Regions from separate parts of the Mus musculus genome. Here region 1 is linked to region 2. A link is a contact called in ENCODE Hi-C or POLR2A ChIA-PET data. All regions are on one chromosome and are shown on one strand. The core of a region is the stretch at or near the end of the contact, and the rest is flanking DNA. Distances in the headings are between cores, read along the strand shown.

Region 1 (4,812 bases), core at 2,246-4,745, 49 kb after region 2:
TCAGACTGTTCTCATCACAACAACAGAAATAAAACTAGAATACCTAAATATGTCTAAGTCCTTTTAAATCTCAACAGCCTTTCAGAGCAGGAGTGGCCTCAGGAGAGACAACTCCTTCCATGTGTCTCCCACTAGGAATGTTAGAAGTGGAAAGGGTCTTTTAAGAAGCTAACTAGACCAGCCTCACACAAGCTTATGCCTGGTCCTGACAGCAGCCACCACCCAGCCACCCAGCTTGGCTGTATTCTTCGTAACCATGTTACACCTCCATTCTCCAATGGCCATATTTTCACAGGTTAGCATGCCTGGAATAGAAAGCACATTCCTGCCGATGCATTCTGACTTCTGCTTTCTCTGCCAGCACTGTTAAGACATCAATAATGCATTCTGTAATCAAAGGAATCCCAGAATCAAAAGAAATGAGGTATATGTCTAAGCAGCATTCAATACCGTCTACTTAAAGCCAAGCACAGACTATATAGGAATGGCATGATAAGAAACAAAGAGACGAATCCCTCCTTTAGATCTTCCAAAGAATCATGCAAAGCACACCTGGTCCCACAGGAAAACTCACCTGCACATCCCACCCTCCCCCCCCACACCCCCCCCCCCCCGTGTAGCTGCAGTTCATAAATCCTAGGCACGACATTCTTGCATATCTGCAGGGCTAATGAGAAATGAAACCCAACCCTTCACCCTGCTTGTTCACGTAGAACATGTCTAAAGAGAACCCTTCACACTGAAGAAACATGGATGGACTAGAGATCCGATTATCTTCTGTTTGGCCAGATCCATTCATTCCTACACACTAGGTGGCAGATGCTAACAAGACGCCATCCCAAGCTGAGCACTGTCTTCTGATGCAAGCCACACAGGTGAACCTTTAGTTGTGCCTACCTACAAAAGGAGAAGCTACCATAAAACAGAAAAGCGATGCACGTGGCTGGATGGAGTAGCTCTGGGGAGCTAGAGAACAGCAGCATCAGGTTTTGAGGTGGAACAAGAGGCTATCAAACACACAGAAAGGAAGAGGCTCTAAGTGGACCCACAAGGCCACAGCCTAAAGAAACTGCTCATTGTGGGAGCGTGTGTCATTCTGCCTAGCACAGTGCTGCTCCATCCAGAAGGAGATGGCAGTAGAGGTTTGTTATTTCAAGTCTGCTCCTATCTAAAGCTGGGTGACCACAGGCAGATGGGAAGGTTTGCAATTAGGAAGTTCTCAACCTGCAAGTGGAAGCGCAGAAGGAAGAGGCTCTGGAATATGCCGGCTGACGTACCAGAGTATCTGCCTCTCCCCTTACCAGTTTCACCTTTATGAACTGGGTGTTCCAATTTTCAAAGCTCGCTTAATAAGAGTAGCCTCAGGCTAGACATAGGACCTCTGCACCTGGCACTTGGGAAGGAGGATCTAAAGTTGAACTCATAGTCCTTGCCTATGTAGCCAGACTGAATAATTTTCTAAAAAAATCCTTGTTTCAAAATTAAATACATAAACAAGTAAATTTACAGTAAGTTCCTTCAAGGGCCTGCTGTGAAGTAGACCTTCTGGGAAAACATGGGTAACTGACGCTTCCTTTGGCATCCTTTGCCCTTCTACTTCTCAAAAATGGTACAAACTTGGTCTTCCAGGGATTAAACCAAGAGAGGGGATCTATTTCACATGCTGTTCGAAAGTTTCATGACAGCACATAAGAATGTTCTAGTGCTGCAGCTAGAACTCCTGTCCCTTTCCATAGCCCTAAGAACGGCTGCTGCGCTGCAGGTGGTCAGTAGCAACTATTGTTGCCAGAATACATTCCCTGAATCAGTTAAAAAGGGGGTGGGGCTAAGACACTTCTGCTTGAAATGTCAAAATAGGAAGGCGGAAATGCCTTTTAAGTTGCAGGCAATACAAATAACAAAAATGAATTATTAATTAGTATGTACAGTAGACATAATATATGCATAGATATAGATATAGTCTCACACATGCAAGCAGCCTTGCATGCTACTTCCTCCAGCTGGACAAGGAAGCCCAGTGCCATATTTAAGAAGGCTATGTGACCTAGGAACTCATAGTATATGACCTAGGAACACCAGGGCCAGGCAGCTCAACCTTCAAACATCTCTCTGAAAACCTGCCTCTGTTTCTTAGAAACGTTGCTGCTTGCCAACATAGGAGGATCCTCTCAGTTCCAGAAACGGCATTCATTATCTTGGAGTCTAGAGTCTTTGCTTCTAATGACGATGAAACAGTTTCCACTCCGACAGCTGTTTGTCTCCTAGTGTGAAGGGTGTCAGCACAGTGACAGGATACTGAGCTGGGTGCGCCGACTCACTGTAATTTCAGGACAACTCCTTGAGCCACTTGGGGTCACCTTCACAGGACGGCAAGCTGTGGACATCAGGGTGCCACCTGAAATGGAAGGCTGTTGGAAAAAACCTCTCTGGCAAAGCAAGACAGAATTATGGGGAAAGCAATCTGTCACTTCTCTCCACCTTCCTCTCCAGAGAAGCCTTCAGGGAACAAGATGACCCTCAGCCAGGTCTGTGCCTGGTCCAGTGCATGTTCAGTGAATTGATGAATTAATAAACCAAACAAATATCTCATGCCAAGACTTTCCCAGCAGAGTCCAACTCCCAGTTGCCAAAGGATTAGCAACACGTTATCAGGACACCGGTTCCTACAAGCCTCTTGCTTGGCAGTTATGCATGGTATGAGGTGTCCTGACAGGTCCCATCCTCTAGAACCCGCTGCAAACCAAAGTTCTCTCAGACATTAATCCAGTCTCCTCAGTTTCCCCAAGATTTTATCCTCAAATAACAAAGAATTAAAAGCAGTTAATCAAGACAGATGTATTTCATCCCCCAAGGGGCAGCATATATGGCCGAGGCTACTAGCCAAGGAGGGCTACTAGCTCCTTGGGATCTCAACGTGCCAGTGGGGAAGCAACTAGTGCGGAAGCAAGGGTCATACTGTCTCTATCTCACAAGCACAGTGAGGGTTCCTGAGAAGAGAAAGCGCAGCAGAGATATCCTCTCCCAGCATCTCAATAGCCTGACCTGATGGGTACCCTGCTCCCTCGAAATCTTGAATGACTAGGACTCAGATGAGCCACTACATGACCAAAAGGGGAGACGCTGGGCTGGCAATGTAGCTCAGGTAGTAAGGAACTTAGCTGCGCGTGCGTGAAGTTCTGGGTGTGACGTCACACGTCTGAAATCCAAGCACTTCAGAGAGAGAGGAGAGGCGGAAGGATCCAGAGTTTACAAACACGCTGAGCTATAGAGCAAGCCTGAAGCCAACCTAGGCTGTGTGGAACCCTCTCTGAAAGAAGAGTGGAGCGAGAGACCCAATGCTAAAACCAAAGGCCACCATTCCCAGGACAGGCATGTACAAAGATGCATCTGCACCCCGACATGAAGTGCAGAGGAAGGCACACAGCTGTGTCAGGGCCTTTCCCCATGGCCAACTGCAGAAAAACAGCTGGGCACTTTCCAGATTCCCTCAGGGGCCCCGACCGACGACGACAACGACGACGACGGACTTCATGTGCTGGATCAGGACATTCCAGCGTCAGCCTGCTTCCTCTGCAGAGACATTTTCCTGACTTGTTCTGGCAGCAGACACAGGCTGAAAGAACTGCCCTTCCTCACACCACCCACCTCCATGCTGTGACTGATGTGGAAAGCGGTGGCCTGGCAAGGAGCAAACTGGGAAGTCCAGCTTTGCAGAAGGCATACCTAGACATCTCTGAAGAGGGAATGGACAAGCACTGCCTTACTGGAAACAGAAGTGGAACTTACAGACTGACAACTGACCCATAGAGAGTAGGAGAGAATGAACTTCAGCCATGGCTCCATCATTTCAGAGCTCATGGGATATGGTCAGGGAGAATCCACTACCCTACCCTGCTCGCTCTGTCTCTCTGTCTCTCTCTGTCTCTGTCTCTCTGTCTCTCTCTGTCTCTCTCTGTCTCTCTCTCTCTCTCTCTCTCTCTCTCGTTTAGGGGAGACAGGGGTTTTCTGGAAAGCTTGCTTCAAGTGAGTTACTGGCCTGTGGGTGATATCCAAATAAAGCATGATAGCTTCAAGGAGAATAGGCCTCTCATCAGGCAGATCTAGTAAAGGCTGGTATCTGACTATACATCCAGTCTGAAACCTTCTCTGCAACCTGGCTGTAGTAATGAGTTATCTATTCCATGTGTGCCCAGACACCGTTTGGTACAGGCTTAGAGAGGGAATGAAAACTTACCCAAAAGAAAGGAGGGGAGAGGAGGGAGGAGAGAGGATGAGAAAGAGAATCCTTTCTCAGTAGTATTTGTTGTAGAAAAGATGCTCTCTGTGTGTCTCTGGTAGTAATGATAAAGGGGGGATTATCCCACAGGACTATAGACAATCTCACAAGCAACTTCAGCAAGAGGCCAGCACTCAACACTCAAGGACCAGCCATTAGCCAACCTCATAACTTATAGAGCAGCTCTTTACTCTCTGGTCACAGTCAACAAGGAGTCCCCCTAGTAGATGGGAGGAAGAGGGGAGGCTGAAGATCATCTTCCAAGCTCAGCCCAAGTCTCAGCTCTCTCCAGGAAGCCCACACCTTTGCTGAGACTCTGCCAGCCATTCGCTCTTTGCCCCTCAAAACCACATATCCACAGGAACCCCCAGGCTGCTGTTCTAGAGCTTGCGCTACCCCATACCTGGCCACACCTTCCTAAAGCTCCTTGACCTGGCCAGCAAGCACGGAAGAAGCAGCTAAAGGCATGAGTCATTATGAACCCGCAAGTAAAACCACCATGACACACCACTTCACATTCATTAGTTCGGCCACAG
Region 2 (5,069 bases), core at 79-2,578:
GGCGAGGCTCGACCGACTGGGGCGCTCGCTCCCGCGGAGCGGCGGGCGGCGCGCCCGCGCCAGTCACGGGGACAAACACGGAAGTGCTCTGCGCACGCGCCCCGCACGCCCCGCCCGCCCCTCTCTCTCCACTTACCCCCCCCCCCCGCCGCCCGGCCCTCGCGCGGCCCCCACCTCGCAGCCGCCGGCGCTGGTGCTCGTGCCCGTGGGGCTCCGGAACCGCGCCCCACGCACACACACACACACCCGGCCGCCCCCGGAGCGGTTACTTCAGCGAGCTGGTTACGCGAGCGTTTTTGCAAGAGAGGGACCAAAAAAAAAAAAAAAAAAAAAGTTGTTCGTGTTCTTTTTTAGTCCCGAGTGGGTGCAGGAAGCGAGGCCCGGAAAGCCGTCTCCCTTCTGCGCGGACCGAGGGATGGGGGCGCAGCCCTGCTGCCCTCTGAACGCCAATGCTGTGCCTTGTGCAGAGACAGGAAGGGTTGTTTTAAAATACTTTCATCTGTCCAGATGTATTTGGTTTTTTTTTTTTCTTCCCCTACCCCAGAGGACCGCCGAGCATCCGGAGATGCAAAAAGTATTTCTCAGGTGCAAATGCTCTTCACTGCTAAGCAGGAACTGACTTTCTTCTGAGAAAAGTACCAATTCAGCCCCAGCAAGATGTCTACTGTTGTTAGTCCAACATACCCATCTAATTTCTCACCACCGACTGGAAGATTTTGAGAATGGTATCAACAAAACCCACCTAGTCCTTGGGATTGGCCTCCAGGAGCCCTTGAAAGCGTATGACTGGCCTCCATTAAAGCCTGCTTTGGAAGGCAAGCCCTGTGGCCCACTCAGACCTGCCTGCATACCGTCCGATATAGCTAGCTAGAGGTTGTGTTCGCTGGCCTTTCTGGCCGCGTGTGGGTCGTGTGGCTCAGGGACCCACGGAGAGGGCTTGTCTTGAGTGAGGACCGGCAGGGAGGGAGGAGAAGACTGCATGTCAAGAGGAAAAGGTTCGCCTCACAAGCTGACAAATTCTGAGATGAGTGATGTCGGCAAGGGCCACATTCCTGCTGTCTTGGAATTTGCTTTGCAGCAGAGGACCAGACAAATAGGCAATACAGAGGAGGAGTAGGAGAAAATGACAGAGCCATACATAAACCATGGTCAGAGAAGGCTCAGTCAAAGTGTGCAGAATAGAATGGATACACCACTCGATACCCTGTTGGCTGGGAATCTTGGACCCCTAACTGCCTCCCATGAAAGTAGAAGACAGGGACCCTCATGGAGGAGGCTGAGTTCATGGATGAGGACTTGCTCTCTGCATAGGAAAAAATGGGTTAAAATGTGTGCTGTTTCTCTTCCTGGCTTGACCGAATTGGGTGTGCACTGTGCCTCCACTGCGGTTCCTACCAGTGCTCTCCAAGGCAGGGAAGTGTCTCCGCCTACTACAGGAAGAACTTGCTAAGGGAATGAGCATAAAGAAACACATCCCTGGCAAACTGACCTTTTAAAAAAAACTAGTGAATAAAGAGGTTAAACATAAACAAGAGTACTTTCTCTCCTCAGTACTTTAAAAGTTTGGTTTGGGAGACATGGAGGGTTTAGCTCTCAGGGAGAAAATAAGGCAGGAGGAGACTGGCAGCTGACCACCCCACAAGGGCAGGCTCACTGGTTGCCAGGGCTGCAAGATGTAGCATTTGGAGAATGAACATTCCAGAAGAGAATCCTAGCTCATTTCTCACAGCATCTGGAAAATTCTGTAAGTTGGAACAAATATGACCCTCACTAGCTTGGCCTAATTAAGCTCCCTGCGCCTCAGAAATCCCATGCTCCCCTATAAAGTACTGAGAGCAAATCAGCGAGAAAAATCAGTGAGCACTGGGGCTTCCCTCTGAAAGGATTTGTCTTCCTCAGGGCTGTGAGCCAGTCTGGTCCCACCCCCCACACCCCAGTTGTCATCTAGTACCTGCCCTGTCTACTGAGCTGGCAGCACTCCTCTGTGTGTGTGACATAAACAGTAAAAATGAACTGTTGTTCAGAGCCTAGACTTAGCTAATAAGTGTGTCTGTTCCCAGAGACCCTGAATTCCACAGCTTTCTCTCCTAATTCAGATACCTTGGGTTTGGGTGGCATGAGTTTATCAAATAAGAGGGTAAGGCGTGTCAAAAATGACCACCACACAGAGCCCTCCCAGCTCCAGCCGGTTTGCTCCCACACCTGGCTCTGCAGATGAACGAGTCAAGATTATTCCAAGCTCAGCAGTGGTAAACAGCCAGGGATTTCTTTCTGAATTCACCGGAGAGCCCAAACTGCCGCCACCAATTGCTGTTTCAGTTTCCTCCGAAGATTATGTTATGTATCTGCCCCTCCCCTGCCTCCTCCAGCCAAGAGGGGACTATATGAACAATGAGATATTGTGCTCTGGTAAGCATATACCTCCTTAGACTGGTCTGCAATTAGAATTTCAAAGCTTCGCACCTCAACCCACCATCTCTGGGGTTCATGGACCATAATCCTCTTTAAATTTGAAACCATGCCCTGGTGCAAAACCATCTGCACCTCCCTTTTTCTCAAATACCCCGAACGCCATTCCTGGATATCTAAAAGCAAATAGAGTCTGGCGTGGGCAAAGCTGAAAGGCTGGGTTTCTTTACAGGGAACTACCCAGAAATACACACTTATCCTCTCCAAAGCCAGAAAAAGACACGTGCACACAGACTCGAGCTTCTGTGAACCCGGCTTATATAAAGCAAGCGCCGTCTACGCTGTCGTCATTATAATCCCCCTCAAAGACTGTTTATTACCCTAGGCCTCTCTCATTCTGCTAAGCACTGTCCAGAGCAGCAAGCTACTCAGCCTGCAAGGATGCTTTGTGTCCTGGAAGTGAAGCACCAAGAACAGGACAAGCTTGTTCCTATGGACACCATTAGCACTGCTGACCACCGTCACCTGGGAATTGACTCCGAGTCATATTTCTACTCACAAGGCTCGCTCTCCCATCTACTTTGGAACCAAAGAAGCTTGCTTGCAAGAGGACTGACAGCGATCCAAACCTAGGGAGTGGGAGGTGAGCAGCCAAAGGTGCTCTCTAAGCCTGGAACCCCATTGCTGCTCTGAGCCACAACTTCAGCCAACCACCGCACTCATCCAATCTCTCCTGGAACCAGCAAAGGCAAAATGCTTCAAGTTCCTGGAACTCGAGTTTCTCCACTCTGTCCCTGGCCTTGTTTTCTCGTGTGTCAAATTAGGGTAATCAGATTGTTAGAAGAAATGGGAAAAGATTCGGCTAAAGGTGTTGACACAGAGTGAATTCTCTTTGAACATTTCTTGTGTGAAGCGTGGCTATAAATGCATCGCCTGTCATCCTACAACTCAGATATCTCTAAATTAGTTACCTGGATACCTGGATGATGGAAGGAGGTGAGGGGAAGGAAGGACTACTCTATAACCTCCAGAATCTGGGATCTCAGATGTAGGAGTAAGTAGTGTTTGGAAGATTTGCTTACTCTTGTAAGAGGACAGACCCCATAGTGATCAGTCTGGATTTTGGAAATTAAGTGAACAAGAATGCCAAGTAGGATCAATTCCAGTCAGGATCAGAAACAAATCACTGAGGCCCACCATGAGATGGTCCAGAGAGTTAAGGCCTTGCCACCAACTCTGACAACCTGGGTTCAATCCATGGAACCCATGGTAAGAGGAGAGAACAGCATCCTCAAACTGTCCTCTGACCACATACACACATGGCACATACGTACCTAGACACAGACACACACACACACATACACACACACACACACACACATACACACACACACACACACACATACACACACACACATACACACACACACACACACACACACACACACACACAAGTGAGTTCTTAGAACCAAAGCTCTTATAAAGAAGGATGTTTTAAGCTGGGTAACTTCTAATGATCCCATTCCCAGAAAGGAGCGTTGATTTATGTAAGAGTGGATTTTCAAATGCAAATGACATGGGCTCACATCGCTGCCACATATCAGCTATCGGACCTTATTAAAGTGATTTACTTCTCTGAGTTTTGGGACAGACACACACACACACATACACACAGGACACAACACAATGATAGGGTCCATCTACAAGAATGAACAAGCTAAGAAATATAAAGTACTTAACAGGGCCTAAGACATCCTAAGTCGGGCCGGGCGTGGTGGCGCATGCCTTTAATCCCAGCACTTGGGAGGCAGAGGCAGGTGGATTTCTGAGTTCGAGGCCAGCCTGGTCTACAGAGTGAGTTCCAGGACAGCCAGGGCTACACAGAGAAACCCTGTCTCGAAAAACCAAAAAAAAAAAAAAGACATCCTAAGTCGAAGCCATATTTCCAATATTATAATGGGAACTTGAAACCTGTATATGGAGATAGAAATTCTGATATTTCTAGCTTATGTTCCCCTTTTGAACCCTCATGGCAAATTCGTATGTAAGTTTTAATTATCTAATGTTTACCACAGAGAAAACCAAGACTGGAGGACAGGCCAGGACCCTTCTACCCGAGCGCCTATCCTTAGCCAGTCACTGCACTAGTGGTATGCACACACTGACTGAAACCACCACTTAGTCCTGAGGTGCAGCCACCACAGCAACAGGAGTGGCAACACAATGAAATCAAACTGCAAGTTTTTACGCTTGAGCCTGAAAGGCCTGCAAAATTGGTCTCTTTTGCTGTATGGAGCTAGATAGTGATGCTATCCTGGATACTGTATTTCCCATCACAGGTAACCAAGGAAACCTTATGCATTTCACTTGTTAACTCATAGATTTGTTTTCTATCAGCTTCTACAGGAAGGGAAAGTCCTTCCCGGGCAGCAGTGATGTATCTGACTCTATGTGTTATTCCATTAGGCTCGTGTTACCACACTCTCCTCGAAAGAAAGGCGGTTTTTTCCATGTTCTTTGTACGAGTGTTTCCCAAGTGCACTTATACAATTTCATGTAATATATTCTTAAAGCCTGTTCTGGTCCTGATTGTGCTTAATTTAATTTAAATATGTCACATAAAACCACTAGAGTGTTCTCAGTAAGAGCGGAACATGGTT

What was found. Hi-C counts contacts between places; a loop is a spot of excess contacts on that map. ChIA-PET counts read pairs that join two places held with the same protein, here RNA polymerase II (POLR2A).
Region 1: a loop to region 2 is called in a map of heart, with 2.3 times the contacts of the local background. The contact joins the enhancer-like site here to the promoter of 1700010G06Rik in region 2. A Hi-C loop is called at or near these places in 3 of 37 maps with a recorded cell type or tissue (all heart). POLR2A ChIA-PET finds 5 or more read pairs at or near these places in 1 of 5 experiments (Patski).

What each region holds. Positions count from the first base shown.
Region 1 is chr15:64,359,289-64,364,100 of GRCm38, forward strand. All of the region lies in intron 1 of Asap1 (ArfGAP with SH3 domain, ankyrin repeat and PH domain1), which reads right to left. Among named protein-coding and RNA genes, the nearest start is that of Asap1, 21 kb to the right of the region's middle. Within about 2 kb of position 3,496, at least 2 of the 3 ENCODE cell types and tissues checked have a DNase peak (open chromatin) inside an H3K27ac peak, as active enhancers do.
Region 2 is chr15:64,312,790-64,317,858 of GRCm38, forward strand. It overlaps 1700010G06Rik (a long non-coding RNA gene), which reads left to right and starts at 1,329. Exons shown (of 2, transcript XR_003951590.1): 1 at 1,329-1,744; 2 at 2,169-5,069. The region is part of intron 2 of Asap1 (ArfGAP with SH3 domain, ankyrin repeat and PH domain1); the gene reads right to left.